Regions from separate parts of the Homo sapiens genome. Here region 2 is linked to region 1. The links are chromatin loops, found by intact Hi-C in ENCODE. Cell type or tissue: PC-9. All regions are shown on one strand.

Evidence for each region. Hi-C counts contacts between places; a loop is a spot of excess contacts. Peaks named below come from ENCODE experiments on the same cell type or tissue, not always from the same donor. Only the 100,000 strongest peaks of a DNase experiment are listed, where the experiment ranks them.
Region 2: it touches region 1 in a loop (3-fold over the local background); 4 of 110 quality-filtered maps call a loop at or near these places.

The regions. Positions count from the first base shown.
Region 1 is chr7:106,237,422-106,242,421 of GRCh38, forward strand. No RefSeq gene overlaps it. Among named protein-coding and RNA genes, the nearest start is that of NAMPT, 45 kb to the right of the region's middle. In PC-9, no CTCF peak of the experiment used is centred here; a DNase peak (open chromatin) is centred at 2,170.
Region 2 is chr7:106,179,506-106,184,505 of GRCh38, forward strand. No RefSeq gene overlaps it. Among named protein-coding and RNA genes, the nearest start is that of SYPL1, 70 kb to the left of the region's middle. RefSeq lists an enhancer at 1,232-1,739. In PC-9, no CTCF peak of the experiment used is centred here; no DNase peak of the experiment used is centred here.

The DNA.
Region 1 (5,000 bases):
ACAGAAGAGATCCAGCAATATCAGACTACATGGCACAAAGAGTTTCACTAATACACGTGTGTGTATGTGTGTGTGTGTCCTGGGTTGCAGTGTGAACCATGTTTCTTACTGAGGCTTGTGGTCAAAAAAGTAAAAACAAACAAACAAAAATTGTGGTCTAGAGGATGAAAGCTTTTGTTGAGGGAGTTCTAAATGCATGAAATCCAGGCTTTCTAAATGGTAAATTCCTGAAGACAGTTTCATGCTGCTTGTAGCCGTTTTGAAGGCCTGTCGGGGAATTATCTATTTGGACCTTTTCTGGGTAAAGCAGATGGAAATGTTGGTCCAGAATTCCTCACAAGGTGCAAATGACTGAGAGCTGCTTGATTCATTGAGGAGTTCCCACTGATCACTTTTGGCTGTAAAAAGCACCAGTATTTGGCTCGATGTAATAAGGAGGTGGAGGTATGGAGTGGAAGCGGGTGGAGAATGACATGTAGCTTGACCGGGGGGGTGGCGAAAGGTAGAAGTGAGACTTGTAGGTTTATGAAACTTCCTTTGCTCAACACATAACTGCTGAGTGTCTACCATGGGCCAGGCCTGTGCTCAGGCTCTAGGAATACACATTTAAATAGGTGAGGCATTCTTCCTGCCTTCATAGTATTTAGTGGTAGAAACCAATAAGGGCCTGCCATAGAAATAGTTTTATCCAGTGAGTTAAAATTTTTGCTTATCAAGACTTTAGGCTGGGCGTGGTGGCTCATGCCTGTAATCCTAGCACATTGGGAGACCAAGGCGAGTCGATCACCTGAGGTCAGCAGTTTGAGACCAGCCTGGCCAACATGGTGAAACACCATCTCTGTTAAAAATACAAAAATTAGCCAGGCATGGTGGCATGTGCCTGTAATCCCAGCTACTCAGGAGGCTGAGGCAGGAGAATCACTGGAACCCAGGAGGTGGAGGCTACAGTGAGCTGAGATGGCACCACTGCACTCCAGTCTGGGTGACAGAGCGAAAAAAAAGATTTTAAGTGTTCCTGGGCATAATATGGGACTGCAGTATGCTTTTAAACTATTTGTGCTATATATCATTTTATTCTCTGCCTCTAGTTTAAGAACTAGTTGAGAAAGAATGAGGTATTTCTCTCTTCTACATACATACCTATGAATACACCCATACATACACAATCATGCATATAGAAACACATATTCTCAAACAAAACGCTAAATTCAATTGCTTTTTGGTTCTGTGGCCCTGTTTTTTCAATGGGCCAGTGGTCCTCAATAGCAGAAAGCTCTCCTTGCCCACTCCAGGATTGAGAAAACCCCCTCATTCTCAGGAGTTGTGGACGCCCCACTCTCTGACTTACAAGACCAGAATTTGTGATTTTGTTTGTAGAAAATGCTTGTTGTGGTTACTTGATAATAAAATACATGCACATTATAAAGTGTTTGGACAGGTTAATAAATTTCCAGAGCCTGGAAATGATATACAGCTGTCTCCTTTTCCCACAGCTAAATCATTCTCCTTTTTGCTCCTGTAGGAAAAATACAGAGACCTTTCCTTCCCCAGGCAGGCTAGGGTGATGACAAGTTGTATAAACTTCACAGAACCATTGTTTGCCATCCGTTGTGCCTTGCTAAGCAGAAGGGAGAACACTACTAATGAAGTTTAGAATGGAGGTCATATGGTTTAGAAGGCACTTAGGGATGAAGTCTTGCATCCGTATTTGGGTAGTGGTTTACATAGAGCAGCGGTTCTCTACTGGAGATGATACGTGTTTAAAAATTCTTTGGTGGTTTATCTGAACTACACAGGCCCTTTGCACGGTCATATATCCTGGCATCTATCAAATTTTCAGGAGTACGTGTATGTGGTTCGGAAAAGCCCCACAGGTAATTCTGATCCTCTCCCTCCCTCCTCTACCTACTGATATAAAAGATAAAGCACCTAAACCCTGATAAAAGATACAGAGAATGGGTGTGAAAAATATAAAAACTGGAACACTCCACAGCAGGTACTATTTCTCAGAATGCATCTTTCCCTGCACTGAACAGTCCTCTGACAGTTCTAAATGTGGCATCCTGTGCAGCATTGTGATCTGAGGGCAGACAGAGCTCTTTGCCCAAGGCACATATTATCCCAAAAGCTTGGTAAATAAAGCCACAGCATTGTGCTGGAATGCTGTATCCTTTTAGAGTGCCACACGTTGTTGGCACACTGTTCTGGAGCCCAGTGATACAATGTGTTGTTTCAGCCAGCCCCGGTCAGAAACCCTGAGCAAACAAGTCATCTGACTGAAAGGAAAATGGCAGCAATTATTTCCAGTAAATTGCAAATTTAAAAATATTTCCGATGTTTTTGCATCTTGTTTTAGATGTGTCTCTTGTAAGTAGCAAATAGATTTTAAAATTTCTTTTAACTGATTTTTTTTTTTTTTTGGACAGAGTTTCGCTCTTGTCGCCCAGACTGGAGTGCAGTGGCGTGATCTCAGCTCACCACAACCTCTGCCTCCCAGGTTCAAGCAATTTTCTTGCCTCAGCCTCCTGAGTAGTGAGGATTACAGGCATGCACCACCAGGCCTGGCTAATTTTGTATTTTTAGTAGAAATGGGGTTTCTCCATGTTGGTCAGGCTGGTCTCGAACTCCCGACCTCAGGTGATCCGCCAGCCTCAGCCACCCCAAGTGCTGGGGTTACAGGCATGAGCCACCGTGCCTGGCCTTAACTGATTTTATGTGTGTGTGGGGGGGAATATGTGGATCATTCACATTAGGTATACAGAATTTATGTATCATTATCTTTATTGTTTTGGTATTTGTCCCACCTGTTGTTTTTTTGCCTGTCATTTTATTTTGAAATATTTTAACCATTCCACCACCTTTTCCTGTTAGTTTGAAAGTAACATACTTCATTTCTATGTCTACTAGCACAATGGAGTAAAATTAATCACTTTAACTTCCTCCTGACAATTGATATGTCTCAGAACACTTTTAATTCAATTTACCCTGCTTCTAATATATGCTATTCTTATATATTTTAAATATCGTTTAACTTGAATCCATAAGACGTTGGTTCACAATGTTTTAGTTTGCCCATACATACTTACTACTTTGACTGCTCTTTATTCTTTCATCCTTTAGAATCCCCTTTAGTGACAGCATGCTAGTGTTGAACTTTCAGGTTGTGGTGGTCTGAGTCTTTATTTCGTCCTCTTTCTGAGTTTTAGGGGAACAGGGTTCTCTGTTGGCAGTTATTTCCTTTCGGGACATTGCGCTGTCTTCTGGCTCCCAGTGCTGCTGTTGAGAGTTGAGTGGTCAGTCTCCTTCCTTAGGTTACGATCTTTTTTCCCTCTGGCTGCTTTTAGGATACTTTCTTTGTTACTTGTGATTTGCAGTTTCACCATAATGTGTCTGGATTTAAATCATCTTGCTTGGGATTCATTGAGCTTTAATCTTTAGATTGTTGCTTCTCATCAGTTCAGGTAAATCCTGAACCCTTCTCTCTTAAAATATAGCCTCCACTCCATGTTCTCTTTCCTCTTCTTCCATTGTTCTGATTAGACATATGTGAGGCCTTGTGTTTCATGTTGCTTAACTTTCATTCCATTTGCTTTGTGTTGCATTCTGAATTTCTTCTGACTTGCCTTCCAAGTCATTGGTGCCTTTATAGCTGTCTAATCTGATTGTTAATTTCAATTACTGAACTTTTGATTTTCACAAGTTCTATTAATCCCTGTAGCAAATTTGTAAGGCCTTTCAAAAATTTTCCTATTAGCTGCAGATGGATATTTAAGTGTACGCCTCATTTCTTTTTTCTTTTTTTTTTTGAGGCAGAGTGCACTCTGTTGCCCAGGCTGGAGTGTAGTGGGGCAATCTTGGCTCACTGCAACCTCTGCCTCACGGGTTCAAGTGATTCTCCTGCCTCAGCCTTTCCAGTAGCTGGGATTACAGGTATGCGTTACCACATCCAGCTAATTTTTGTATTTTTAGTAGAGATAGGGTCTCGCCATGTTGGCCTCAAACTCCTGACTGCAAGTGAGCATCCTGCCTCAGCCTCCCAGAATGCTGGGATTACAGACGTGAGCCACGGCAGCTGGTCTCATTTTTAAAAAATAAGCATAATGATTTTATGTTTCATAATTTCAGTATCTGAACCCTTGGTGAGTCATTTTTCTGCTGCTCTCATTCATGGTGTCTTGTTGCCTATGTGATTATTTTGTGAGCCGTTCATTTTCCTTAGAAAATTATTTTGAGAATTCTTTAAGGTGTAGGATGAAAGTATCCCTTCAGGGAGAATTTGCATTTACTTCTGTCAGGCATTTAGGGAACTCTGGACTCTGCCAGTCCTGTTTAAGTTTATAGTTTTAAGGTGTCTGTAATATGTAGGGGAGGTGAATTTGGACTGCAAGGCCAGCTTGCAATGTCAGTTGCTTAGATTTTTCTTGATTTGCTCAAGTTAAGCAACTTTTCTTGCAGTTCCTTAGAAGAGGTATGGGGATAGAGTACCACTGGTTCATCCTCATCATGTAGTGGAGGCTTTTGGGAGACCTGCTTTATGGCAGGAGGGTCTTTGATTTCTGTTCATCATGTCCTTTCAGGCCCTAAAAAGTGAAGCTCAAAGTCCCCAGGTTTGGTAAATACTCTAGGGCAAAAGCACCTTCAATGCTTTGTTACCTCTTGGGGTCCCATTTTCACTTGGATTTGACCTAGCCTGTTTATATTTCTGGAAACAGAATTTTCTAGTTATAAGAAAGAGAACCTCCTAGTTATAAAAATACAGAGAAAGTTTTTGTCAAAAGCTTGGCGTTGCTGGTTTGTATAGAAGATTCCTGGGTTTTATTCTTAATCTTCTTTCATCATATGGCCAGATTTCTTAATTTCACTTCCTAAGCTTGTTTCTCCACCTATAAAAAAGGGCATTTAAAATAGCCACTAATTTTGAAATCTGCATTAGTGAAGTCTGTAGAATCTTTGAGTGGAATTAAAATTATCTTTATGTTGACTTGTTGCAAAAACAATTT
Region 2 (5,000 bases), 58 kb before region 1:
GTAAGTGACTTGCCCAAGGTCCTGCAGGAATTGAAGCTGGGTGTTCTGGCTCCAGAGCCCAAGTTCTTCACTACTGTGCATACTGCCTCTCGCAGGACTTCCTGGGACTGCCTATTTCATGTCCATCTCCTGCACCAGATTGTAAACCTCTTGATGAAAAGGATTCTGTTTTAGTCCCCCTTGGGTCCCCCAGATTACGCCAGAGCCCAACACAGTGGAAGCTCAAGCGAATGTTGGTTGAATGAATGGAAGAAGAAAAGCATCAGTTAAACCATTGTTCCTTACCCTGCATTTCTTGGAACCAATGTCTCTGAGAGCTTCCTGAGTATAGGGTGGGACATTTTGGCCTCTGGGCAGAACCCAGCTGGGTAAGAAAGCAGCCCTTCCCTGGGTGGGACCCTCCTGGCTTCTCGCTCCGCCTGTGTGACTATGAAGCGGGAGCGCTGCATATTTTCTTCTTCAGAGCAAACACCTGGGTTGATTGTTTTGGCAACTGTCCTGCAGACTGAGGAGCACGCGGAGCATGTGGAGTGTCCGGCTGACTGCTGTGACTGTGGCAGCAGCGTCACCTCTGTGTGGGGCCAGAGACAGTGAGGGCTCCCTCTTTTGTGCCTCAGCCGCTGTGTTCTTGAGGCTCAGACCCACAAAGGTCTCTGAGTATCCAGTTTTCTGAGGCTAATGCAGGGGAAGGGACCCAATGTGGGTAGGGGTAAGGTTGGGGTGGGGTGAGGGGTGCCGAGTAGATGGGGCTTGCACTGGGACCTGGGAAACATACTGAGAGTCAGAGATTTGCATGCAGCTGTATTGCATGTGGACTGGGGAAGCCCCGTGGGGAGTCAGGGTGGCTCTTCAGAGGTCCTGAATTGAGGCAGTGGGGCTGAGCTTTACACCCTCTTCATCCACCAGTTATGGGGACATAGTGGCTGCCTCAGGGATGGGAGCAGACCTTGGGCAAGCAGCTCCTTAATTAGAAGCAGGCTTCCTAGAAAGGAGGATTTGTGAGCCATCAGCAAGCAACACTTGGGCCAGCATGGTGGCTCATGCCTGTAATCCCAGCACTTTGGGAGGTCAAGGAGGGAGGATTGCTTGAACCCAGGAATTTGAGGCTGCAATGAGCTGTGATCACCCCACTACACTATAGCCTGGGCAGCAGAGTGAGACCCTGTCTCTAATAAATTAATAAGCAATGCTCCCCATTGTTGGGGAATGAGGTGCTAAGTCTTAAAGAAGGATCTGGGGAGGTACCACAACATCTGTCAGACACATTCACCTGGAAGACGACAAGAAACAGCTATGGCTGTTTCTTCAGCCCATGGCTGTTTCTCTTGTCATCTTCTAGGTGAGTGTATCTGGCAGTGGATGTTGCGGTGACTTCCAGGTGATTGTGTCTGGCAGTGGATGTCATGGTGACGGCGAGAGAAACAGCCCCGGGCTGAAGCCATGCTGAGAAGCAGCAACAACAGGAGAAACAATGGTTCTGAGTGCCAGAATCACCAGTTAGCAGCAGCACCTCCTGGGAATTTGTTAGAAATACACATTCTCAGCCCCACATCAGATTCGGTCAGGAACTCTGGGGAAGGGGCCCAGGAATCTGTATCTTAACAAGCCCTCGAGATGATTCTGATGCAAGCCAAAGTTTGAGAACCACAGTTCTAGACTACCCCATTGGCAGGACTGATTGAAGACGTCAAAGAGTATTTATTGAGTTCACATATTTTGTAGAAGGTGGCATTCAAGGCATGTTGCAGACTGAATACAACCCTTGTCTCCCTCTTCCTCACCCTGATGGAAACTCTGGACCAAGTATGAGAACCTTAAAGAGCAACAAAGTACATGGAGCCAATCATTGCATTGGCCCAAATCCTACATCTACAGGAAAAGGGAACAGAAGATACATTTTTATCCAAGATTTGTCACATCTGTGGGCCTCCAAAGATCAGCAAAATAAGACATTAATACTTTTCAATCTTTTTCAAGTTGTAATATGCTAATAACTGATGGGTTAAATTACAAATCATGATCTGTTCCCAAAGACTCTCAATACACATAATTACTTAGAAACAACAATTAGCCTTGGAAATTAATGATTAAAACCAACACAATTTATTACTAAACTATGTCCTCAAAGCAAGAAGTGGTGTTTAAAGAACCTCCCAGTAGGACTAACGCTTGTGAAAAAGTTAATTTAGGTAGGCTAATTTAAAAACCAACATAGGCCCTCTTTTGGATCACCATTTATGTAAAATCATGTTAGTAAGTATCTTAAGTTTTAACTCCTATCTATTCAAGACGATTGATTTATGAAATTTTAATTTTTCTGAATCAGAAGTTGACACTTAGATCATCTTTTTTGGTTGCTTTAATTAACAGGCTTCTACTTTCCCTTTCTTTGTGGTTGCATAGTATCAGAAGCCACTCCTTTATTTTCAACTTCTTAAAATCACTTTGTTTTACATTTCTTTTTTGCATGTAGTACATAGCTGGATTTGTTTTTAAGCCAACCTGACAGTCTGTTTTTTAATGGGTTAATTCAGTTTGTTTATATTTAGTGACAACTGATAATACAGTTGACCCTTGAACAACACGGGTATGATCTGGGAGACTCTACTAATACGCAGATTTTTTTCAACCAAACTCAGATTGAAAATACAGTACTCCCTGGATGTGAAACCCACTTTAACAGAGGGCTGACTTTTCACATAGGCAGGTTCCACAGGGCTGACTTTGGGACTTGGGAATGAGCAGATTTGGGCATCTGTGGGGGTCCTGAAACCAAACCCCCAAGTGTAACAAAGGATAACTATACTCACTTTCCTTCTGCCAACTTAAGTATGTTCACTGTTTGTTTTATTTTTTTATTTTTTATTTTCTTTGAGATGGAGTCTTGCTCTGTCACCCAGACTGGAGTGCAGTGGCCCGATCTTGGCTCACTGCAACCTCCGCCTCCTGGGTTCGAGCGATTCTCCTGCTTCAGCCTCCTGAGTAGCTGGAATTAAAGGTGAATGCCACCATGCCTGGCTAATTTTTGTATTTTTATTAGAGACGGGGTTTCACTGTGTTGGCCAGGCTGGTCTCAAACTCCTCCTGACCTCAGGTGATCTACCCGCCTCGGCCTCCCAAAGTGTTGGGATTACAGGCGTGAGCCACCGCGCCTAGCCTGTTGTTCGTTTTATTTTGCTGGTTCCTCTTTATTCCTTTTCTTATGGTTTGGTTAAGTTACCATTTATTCCCTTTTCCCCCGTTGTTAATTTTTAGCAGCTTCATTGAGGTATAATTGACATATACAATAAACTGCACATTTTAGATTATGCAAGTTGATAAGTCTTGACATATGTACAGGTCCTAAAACAGTCACCAAAATTCAGGTGATGAACATATTTATCATCCTTAAAAGTTTCCTAGTGCCCTTTTGTAGTTTCTTCCTCCCATCAACTTTCTGTTACAGTTTGTACTTTAAAGAATTTTATATAAATGAAATCATACAGTATGTGTATGTTTTTGTTTGGCTTCTTTCAGTCAGCATTCTTTTGTTTTTGAGATTATAAATTGTGTGCCAGTAGCTTCTTTGTTTTTATTGCTGAGTAGTATTCCACTGTATGGATATGCCATAGTTGACATTCACCTGTTAGATCCATGGTATGGATATTCCATAGTTGGCGTTCATTTACCTGTTGATGAACATTTAAGTGGTTTCCAGTTTTGTGCTATTACAAATAATGCTGCTATGAACACTGATGTGTAGATCTTTGTGTGCATGTACATTTTCATTTATCTTGGCTAAATACCTACAGTTGGAATGTCTGGATCAAATAGTAGGAGTACGTTTAACATATTATGAAATGTTCATATTGTTTTTATTTTTTTAATTTTAATTTTTTATTTTTTTGAGAAGGAGTCTCTGTTGCCCAGGCTGGAGTGCAGTGGTGTGATCTCAGCTCACTGTAACTTCTGCCCCTCGGGGTCAAGCAATTCCCCTACTTCAGCCTCCTGAGTAGCTGGGCCTACAGGCGCCTGCTACCTTGCCTGGCTAATTTTTGTATTTTTAGTAGAGATGGGTTTCACCATCTTGGCCAGGCTGGTCTTGAACTCCTGAACTCATGATCCACCCGCCTCAGCCTCCCAAAGTGCTGGGATTACAGGCATGAGCCACTGCGCCCAGCCTCATACTATTTTTAAAGTCAGCGTTCCACATATAGTGGGTCTGTAAAATGACCCACTATCAGTGTATGATAATTCAGTTTATTCACCCGTCTCCAACCTTAGTATGTTTAGTCTTTTTAATTTAAGCACTCTAATAGGTGTGTCAAACCTAAATAACAGAGAAGGAGACTCTGAAAGAAAGATTTATTCAGGAATGGGCATTGAAATGGGAATATGTGTGGGCGTATTCAGGAAGATAAGGCAAAAGTTTTTAAAGGTAAAATGAAGAAGATTAAGTTGTTTTCAGCCAATCCTTGGCTACTAGGACCAATAGCAAGGGTGGCATCGATTCAATTGCTAGGCAGATGTCCTTGTAGAAGTAGTTTTTTGTAAGGTAGTGGCAGCCTTTGTGCAAGGTTGTGGTTTTTGCAGAGTCTTTTGTGATAGTTCCTGTTATCAGGCATACGTGCATGAAAGTCCTTCCTTCATGGCCTTCCTTAGCTCTGTTTGTCAGGGTTTTGACACAAGTGACTCCATTTTGATTCTGACAACTTTTGCAGACGTATGATGGTATCTGATTGTGGTTTGAATTTGCATTTCTCTAATGTAATGATGTTGAGAAAGTTTTAAAGGTTTATTTGCCATCTGTGTATCTTATTTGGTGAAATGTGTTTTCAAATCTGACTATTTTTAATGGTTGTTTGTATCTTATTTTATTGTTTGTCTCGTATTACTGGGTTTGAGAGTTCATTATATATTTTGGATAAGAGTCCTTTATCAGACATATAATTTGTAAATATTTTCTCCCGATTTCTGGCCTTTCATTCTTAACAGTATCTTTCAAAGAGCAGAAATTTTTG